2 separate regions of the Homo sapiens genome follow, and region 2 is linked to region 1. Evidence: chromatin loops called from intact Hi-C (ENCODE). Cell type or tissue: PC-3. All regions are shown on one strand. Each heading gives the region's core, and the rest is flanking DNA. Links, peaks and the distances in the headings are about the cores only.

Region 1 (4,385 bases), core at 246-4,245:
TAGGTATAACCTCTCCAAGGGAAAGTGTCTACACTGAAACCGTGCCCAAAAAAAGTATTTAAATTGAAGCCCAGGGGCATACCTTTCTGAGGGTGGAATTTGAGGCCATGTGACAGGTGGCAGGGGGAGACATTTTTGGACGGTGGGGGACTTGCCAACATCTTTTGAGCGCATCCCCTAGGCAGCTGCTGAGTCCAGCATTTGGACAGGCAGGCAGTTCTTTTTCTGGGCAACTTCATTTCAGGAGTGGACAAGTTTGGCCTAGCTGGGCTGGCTGGAGGCTCTCAAATCCTCCAAAAGTTACCTTGCTACACAGTTTCTCCCCGGCAAGCTCAACCAAGAATTTGGTGGAGCTGGAAGAATGTAGACGTTGGAGCTGGACAGATCTGAGTTTGAGTTCTGGCTCTGTCTCTGGCCAGCTGTATGGCTATGGGTGTGCCCCTGCACCTCTGGGCCTCAGGCTCCTGCCTCCAACAGGAGGTGAATAATTCCAAACTTTGAGAATGATCAAAATGGATGTCCACAGAAGGCGGCACCTTGTAGGTGTGGATAAGCAGTGTATTATTTTAAAGAAAAGGTGAATTTTCTTTTAGACATAGCCCATCAGACTATGGCTTGGGGACTAAAAAGAAATGTCACCCAACAAAATATAATCTGGGTATATGTACGTTTGGGGATGAGGGATGAAAACATGAGTAGATGAAGAAAGAGAAGAAAACATTCCTTTAGACCAGGCTCAGTGGCTCATGCCTATAATCCTAAAGCTTTGGGAGGCCGAGGCAGGAGGATCACTTGAGGCCAGGAGCTCGAGACCAGCCTGTGGGCAACATAGCGAGACCTCATCTCTTCCAAAAATTTTAAAATGAGCTGGGGGTGGTGGTAAGCTACAGTCCCAGCTACTCAGGAGGATGAGGTGGGAGGATGGCTTGAGCCTGGGAGTTCGAGGCTGCAGGGAGCTGTAATTGCATCACTGCACTCCAGCCTGGGGGCAACTGAGCATGACCTGAAAAAAAAAAGAAAGAAAGAAAAAGAAGGAAGGAAGGAAGGAAAGAAAGAAAAAAGAAAGAAGGGAGGGAGGGAGGGAAAGGAAGAAAGAAAGAAAAGGAAGGAAGGAAGGAAGGAAGGAAGGAAGGAAGGAAGGAAGGAAGAAAAAAAGAAAGAAAGAAAGAAAAAGAAAGAAAGAAAGAGAGAAAGAAAGGAAAGAAAAAAAGGAAGGAAGGAAGGAAGACAGACTTTCCTCCAAATACATTTTTATACCTCTGGTTATTGAACCCAAGCAACCTTATTACCTACTCCCAAGATGAAATTTACAAACATACATCATGCAGGAGAGTAGCCTAATGTCCGCATGGTCCCCCCCAGCCCCGACCCCACCCCCCGCCATGCACACCCCCCGTCCCCACCCCTGATCGCAAACAAGGGCATTGCTTTGTGTCTCCCCTTAAGGCAGTTTGTAAAGAGCCCGAGTAAGGAGCGAAAACAAGGGCAACCCTCAAACAAGTTGTTGGACTTCGCCAAGCAACTGGCCTCCCCATCGCTAATTAAGTTAATCCGGGTGGGTTTTTCTTTTCTTTTCTTGCCTGATTCCCTCCTGCAGAATCAGCAGGAACACCAAAGAGAAATGTTCATGGTAACCCGCCAAGCAGGCCTTCTCTTCAGCTGACAAGATGCATTAACGCCACAGAGAAGGGAAACTTCCCCCCTACACCACACGAGTAATAAAAAACCTGTTTTGTTTTCAGCTGACCACACAGCGCATGTGCCAGGGTAAATAGATCTCCTTTCTGCGGCTTTTCACCCCCTTCTCCTCCACCATCCCCACCCTCTTTCCATGTTTGGGGAGTTTTGATATGTCATAACATTGTGTCTGTTTATCTGAAATATTTCCACTCAAAATGCTTGTTTGCTCAACCAGACTGACATGTTGACATAGCTCCCGACAGCTGAGTGACTCCGATTGAAATAAAATGTAAAGTAAACACATTTGCATACAGTTTATATACAGCCTGGGTCTGAGGAAGCAGAGGAAGTAGGGAGATTGAAATCCGAATTTCTTATCTTCCATCACCCCGGCCTTCAGGGACCCTCCCTTCTTTTTTCCAGCTCTCTGTTCCCGAAATGCCTCCTGAGTCATAGGCTCAGCCTGCCTTTGGGGGTCCGAAAAACATCCTTTCTAGTTTCTGCCTGATCTAGTTTCTTCCCTTCCTCGACGGGTGCGTTTGAAGGCCTGAGTAATTTTCTTACGAGCTCTGAGAGCATGAGCCCAGGCGAATCCAAACAAACGAGCTGTGTGTGTTTGAGCAGATTCCATCCTTCTTTGAGCCTCTTTTTGTGAAATGAGGGAGTTGCACTCAAGTTGATCTCTTGGAGATTTCCAATGTTGATCTTCTGTGTAGCCTGTCTCAGATACTCAGGAACACCACACTTTTAATGGTTGAGCTGTCCTGTCCTGGCACACAGAGACTAACTTGCTTTTTTTTTTTTTTTTTCTTCTTTTTTTTTGAGATACGCTTTTACCCTGTCGCCCAGATTGGAGTGCAGTGGTGTGGTCCCAGCTCACTGCAGCCTCCAACTTTTGCCTTCAGGCCATCCTCCCACCTCAGCCTCCCAAGTATCTGAGGTTATAGCCACAAGTCAGCACACGCATTGAAACCAATTTTCTCTTTCTTTTGTTCTCTTCCTTTTTTCTTTCTTTCTTTCTTTCTCTTTCTTTCTCTTTCTTTCCCTCTTTCCCTCCTTCCTTCCCTCCCTTTTCTTTTCTTTTCTTTTTTTTTCTTTTTCTGACACAGAGTCTTGCTCTGTAGCCCAGGCTGGAATGCAGTGGTGTGATCTCAACTCACTTCAACCCCCACCTCCCGAGTTCAAACAATTCTCCTGCCTCAGCCTCCCAAGTAGCTGGGATTACAGGTGCCCACCACTATGCTCAGCTAATTTTTGTATTCTTAGTAGAGACGAGGTTTCACCATGTTGGCCAGGCTGATCTTGAGCCCTTGACCTCGTGATCTTCCCACCTCTGCCTCCCAAAATGTTGGGATTACAGGCGTGAGCCACTGCACCCGGTCCCTTCCTTCCTTTTCTTTTTTGAGACAGGCTCTCACTCTGTTGAGCAGGCTAGAGTGCAGTGACATGATCACAGCTCACTATAACCTCAAACGCCTAGACTCAAGAGATCCTCCCATCTCAGCCTCCCAAGTAGCTGGGACTACAGATGCATACCACCAATCTGGCTAATTTTTTTAAATTTTTTCAGCCTCCTGCTACACCCAGGCAAGACTAATTTCTTTTTTTCTTTCTTTTTTTTGAGACAGAGTCTCGATCTGTCTCCCAGGCTGGAGTGCAGTGGCGTGATCTCAGCTCACTGCAAGCTCCGCCTCCCAGGTTCACGCCATTCCCCTACCTCAGCCTCCTGAGTAGCTGGGACTACAGGTGCCCGCGACCACACCCAGCTAATTTTTTTTTATTTTTAGTAGAGACAGGGTTTCACCATGTTAGCCAGGATGGTCTCAATCTCCTGGCCTCGTGATCTGCCTACCTCGGCCTCTCAAAGTGCTGGGATTACAGGCTTGAGCCACTGCGCCCGACCGACAAGGCTAATTTCTTTTTTTTTATATATATACTTTAAGTTCTAGTGTACTTGTGCACAACATGCAGGTTTGTTACATATGTATACATGTGCCATGTTGGTGTGCTGCACCCATTAACTCGTCATTTACATCAGGTATATCTCCTAATGCTATCCCTCCCCTCTTCCCCCACCCCACAACAGGCCCCGGTGTGTGATGTTTTCCACCCTGTGTCCAAGTGTTTTCATTGTTCAATTCCCACCTATGAGTGAGAACGTGTGGTGTTTGGTTTTCTGTCCTTGTGATAGTTTGCTCAGAATGATGGTTTTCAGCTTCATCCATGTCCCTACAAAGGACATGAACTCATCATTTTTTATGGCTGCATAATATTCCATGGTGTATATGTGCCACATTTTCTTAATCCAGTCTATCATTGATGGACACTTGGGTTGGTTCCAAGTCTTTGCTATTGTGAATAGTGCCGCAATAAACATAGGTGTGCATGTGTCTTTATAGCAGCATGATTCATAATCCTTTGGGTATATACCCAGTAATGGGATGGCTGGGTCAAATGATATTTCTAGTTCTAGATCCTTGAGGAATCGCCATACTGTCTTCCACAATGGTTGAACTAGTTTACAGTCCCACTAACAGTGTAAAAGTGTTCCTATTTCCTCCACATCCTCTCCAGCTCCTGTTGTTTCCTGACTTTTTAATGATCGCCATTCTTTTTTTTTTTTTTTTTTGAGACAGTGTGTCGCTCTGTTGCCCAGGTTGGAGTGCAATGGCGTGATCTCAGCTCACTGCAACCTCAACCTCTGC
Region 2 (4,385 bases), core at 222-4,221, 120 kb after region 1:
TTAGACACTCCTGCACAGACCGTGTAGCCTATTAACTTTATTTGGCTATAGTTAGTAGTCTTTTTTCTTTGCTGCCTAGCTCTTTAACTTTTGACAAGATCATAAAGGTGAGGGCATTGCTTGGTACACAATAGGAGCTCAATAAGTGTTGGATGAATTTATTCTTCCTAATATTGTAGCCCACAGCTCCACTCTCAGCTGAGGTCTTAATCGCCTTGACAGAGAATCTTTCAAATGACTACTGAAGCCAGTAATACAATGGACTGAGCAGTCCTCTAAGAGGTCCTATGCCCATGAGATTAGATTAGATTAGAACACAGTCCTGTGTTTCCAATTCCAGATACAATTCAGATTGGTTCCGGGGTAAGGTCAGCCACTCCAATTTCTAACGAGTGGACCAGGGCTGGGCAGGCACCAGATTGGCCTTTGCAAAAAGGGATGTGGGGCCCTGAGGTTCCTAAAACCATGTACCCTTTGCAGATCTCCACACTTGTCTGGCTGTGGTCCTTTCCAGACCACTCTCCCGCAAAACACACACACACATACACACACACTCACACTCACTCAACACCTTTCCCGGTAAACAGAAGTTAATGCAGTGCAGGCAGAGCTTTAGAAATGAGATGCTAGTTTGCACTGAGAACCCTCTTCCCCCACTTCCTGGCTTGCACCTAACTTCTCTTGCGCCAGCTCCCACATTTGGCAGATTCCAGGTGGCCCTCTCCTGCCCCAGCCTCCAGGAGCAGTTTCGGCCTCCTGGTATATCTGGAATTGCCACCGCAGAGGCTCAAAACCGAGGCCTCATCCCAACCCAACCAGTTGGCCAGGCCCTCTGGGGCACACAGAGGACACTGTCCACCAGCCAAGTCTTCCCTAAGGGCCATCCAGTGGAGACTGCAAGGGCACCTTCTGCAGGGGTTCCCGATGAGCCTCTCCAGAAGCGAAGAGCAGAGGTTTCCAAGTGGGAAGCAATCCACTCCTTCTCTACCCCTGCAAATTGGGGCACCTCCATCTCCAGCCTGGGTCCTGTACTTCCTTCTCTGCTTCAGACTGATTCAGATTCACCTAGTGTTCAATTAGCCACTTTTATTTATGCGCAACATGTGCACTGGACTGGGAAGTTTTTTAAAGAGAGAGAGAAAAAGTGTTTTTACTACCACTGCCTGGAAACTTTCCTGTGGCAGCTGAGGGGTTCATCCTGGGCTGGGTGACGCTTGCAGCTCCGTGGACATGTTAAGTCCTGTCTTACTAATTCTACACCTATGCCCTTATTCTGACTGGAATCAGGCGCCTTAACTTCCTGTCTTTGCATGCAATACAGGCTGTTCAGCTTCTTCCCTGAGGCCCCATGGGTGCCAATCCCCCTGGTAATGGGTCTCCTGAGTAGCAACTTAGTCTGCAACAAATCCTAAATGGAAAGAGAGAAAAACGCCCTCTTCATGTGCCCAGAATGTTATCGCTAATTTTTTGGAAAAGTGCCTGTGTACACACATATTATATCTATTATTGAGTGGGTTAGTGGGAGACTAAAAACACCGAACAACAGTTGTGGTGTGTGTGTGGGGGGTGGGGAGTATATTCTCCAATTCCCTGGTAATTTGTAACAGACAGATTTTATTGCTGCAAGAGAAAAGGAGTAACTGTGTAGCTGCAAAACAAATTTAGTTCCGTCTATATTGATGAAACAGGAGTCTGCCCATGGGGTGTGATTGTGATGCATTTCTAAAATCTGAGATTTAATGTTATATTCTGGGCTACTTGTAATGTCCATATACACACTGGTACCCACAAAGAACAGTTTAGAAATACACATGCATATTCTTTGACATTTAAATAACGCAGTGGGAGATGGGCTTAAGGTTGGACCTATACACGACTCAGTAAGCTCTCTAAACGTTAGGAAGATCTAAACTGAAGCACTAGAAAGGTCTGTGACTCTGTTCTTCCTAGCAAGCCAGCCTCACCTCCCCTTCAGATTCCATCTATAGCAATCTTCTTGTATCCCTACCAGAGGGGATTTCTTTTGCATTTTACTCCTGCCTCACCCAATCTCCCCAACTCAGAAACTTCATAATTCAACTGCAATATCCCTGTTTTACAGAAGTCTGCTCCACTCCCTTAAAAAAAAATCATACGTCGAAGTCAAAAGGTCTTTCACTGACTCCAACAATTCTCAAATTCTAGATGGAGACATGCGATGAAGGAGCCTGTCCTGGTTGTATTCACTGCATTAATACGCACACATAAAAGTGAATGCAACATCGTATTTTAACTTCTCTGATAGAAAAATCCCAACTGTGCCATACCGTCCTTCCTCCTCTCCCTGTTCTCAAAAGAATTAGAGTCCCAGGAAGTGGGGAAAGGGTGGGGGGTGGGGGTCGGGCAATGAAGTTGCTTGGAAAGGAAGAAAACAATAATTCGAGGCACTATTTACACCTGCAAACTTTGGATGGCTGTATTCGGCCCCAATTGGCTTAACTGTAAATCTTTTCCGCATGGCCCCAACTCCTGGCCTGAGCGTCTGGGTTTAATAATGCCCCTCGGCACCCCAGCAGGGCCAGGCTGAAAAGAGAGAATCCCCCACTCCACCCCCATCCAGCGCAGAGGTCATTAGAGCAGCGCCCCCCACTTCCCCATCCATCCATGCTTGAGGTACCAGACTCAGACATGTGGAGAACTCGTATTTTACCGTCTGAAGACAAGGAAAGCCTTTCAAAAGCAAATGTCCCCCCCACATCAGAAGTGGAAGGAAGTTTCCCCTCCCTCCCAACTCTGCGCGTTTGGCTTGCAAGGGGTGAATGGGAAAGAGGGGTGTCGGCACTAGAAGCCGGAGACAGGCTCCAACTCCCTGGGCTGGCAGCGTAGGGTTGACCTGTTTATAAAACTTGCTGCTAAGAAAACATGTAAAAACACACCCCAGCGGTGGGAGAGGAGAACTCTCCCTCCCCGCAACCCTCCCGGCTTCGCGCACGAAGATTCCCCCGCTCGGCTGCGTTCTCTCTGAGCCTGTTATTCTCCCGAGAGCCATCTCCTTGCAATTGCTTTTCCACCACTTTGGGAGACAGAGAGTCCTACATTTCTCTTTCATTTTTGGTTACTCCTCCCCGCCCCCCACGGCTCCCCGCAAGGTCTTTACCGTCCACTCCCGATGTGTCCTTTGCAAGCGAAGGGAGGGGGGAAGGTAGCAATCAATGCGGCAGCAAAAGACAAATCGGACAGGGTAGGGTGGGAGGTGGAGGTAGGTGAGCGGCTTCTAACTGAATCCCTGCAATCTTGATCTTAGTTCTCAAAAGGAAAAAGACCTGCGCTTCGCTGCCCTGGGTCCGCCGTGCTTTCTTCATCCCCCACCCGGGCAGCCCGCCGCGCCGCGCCGCGCCGCGCCGCGCCCCGCCCCGGTAGCTGGAGAGGGAAGGCAGGTACCCAGCGCAGGGTTACCTGCAGGCGGTTCGCCGGTTCCCGGGCCTGTCGGGACCTTGTCGCGACCGAGAGCTGGGGAAGGACAGCCTGTCCGAGACCTCTTTGCTCTCCTGCGGGCCTGTGCAGCGTTTGGGGCAAGATCCGAGCCCTGTCACCCCCTTCCACCCTTGGGTGAGAGTAGAATCCGAGGCCGTGAGCTGCTTCTCCGGTTCCGTGCTCAGCGAGGCCTGGATCCGCACCGAGGCGCGTCCAGCTTACGTATTTGCAACAGGGGTAAGGGGTGGGGTGGGGGATCTAGGTGAAGCCCCCCGGGGCAGAAACATGGCCAAAAGGACCTTATGGGACGCTCTGGGCTGTCGCTCACTCCCAACTCCTTCCTGGGGCTCGAAATCTTCCTTTCCCAAGCGAAAGGAGGAAAGGGCGCTGCGAGGGAAGACAGAGGGCAGGTTCCCGATCCAGGAAGGCCGGTCCTCTCCACTCGCCTGGAGGATTTTTAGTATCTGGTTCAGAGATGAAATGAATTGAGGCCCGGGCGCCAGTAAAAGCAACTACTAGGAAAGGCACTTTCACAATTCCAAACATTTTCTCTCTTTCTGCGTGTGTGTGTGTGTGTGTGTGTGTGTGTGAGCGCGCGCGTGCGCCTTCCTCATTCCCCTTCCTCTAAAATAAAAAAATTTTTGAAAGGAAGAGAAAACAAACTTATCTAGCCCTCATTATTCAAACCCCAAGCTAAAGACTTTTAAGGGCTTCTGGGATCTCTCGGGCCACAACCTTCACCTAACCCTTTATTCGGAATGGGAGAGGGAATAGTCTCTCCAGTCGGCACTAATCGGTCCCTGGATATCATACAAGACTTGGGACATTTTAAAATATGTAGAATTTGTTTGTATTATTTGGAGCCGGGATGATTGATTTGGGAGGGACACATCCCAACTCAAAATACAGTCACATTGTTGAGGCCTCTAGTT

What was found. Peaks named below come from ENCODE experiments on the same cell type or tissue, not always from the same donor. Only the 100,000 strongest peaks of a DNase experiment are listed, where the experiment ranks them.
Region 2: it touches region 1 in a loop (5-fold over the local background); 5 of 110 quality-filtered maps call a loop at or near these places.

Annotation. Positions count from the first base shown.
Region 1 is chr12:114,810,900-114,815,284 of GRCh38, reverse strand. No RefSeq gene overlaps it. Among named protein-coding and RNA genes, the nearest start is that of TBX3, 130 kb to the right of the region's middle. In PC-3, for the core only: no CTCF peak of the experiment used is centred there; a DNase peak (open chromatin) is centred at 1,834; H3K4me3 peaks cover 1,200 bases; H3K27ac peaks cover 1,328 bases.
Region 2 is chr12:114,691,495-114,695,879 of GRCh38, reverse strand. All of the region lies in intron 1 of TBX3-AS1 (TBX3 antisense RNA 1), which reads right to left. Among named protein-coding and RNA genes, the nearest start is that of TBX3, 9.5 kb to the right of the region's middle. RefSeq lists an enhancer at 2,742-3,036. In PC-3, for the core only: a CTCF peak has its summit at 2,698; a DNase peak (open chromatin) is centred at 2,999; H3K4me3 peaks cover 2,409 bases; H3K27ac peaks cover 1,604 bases.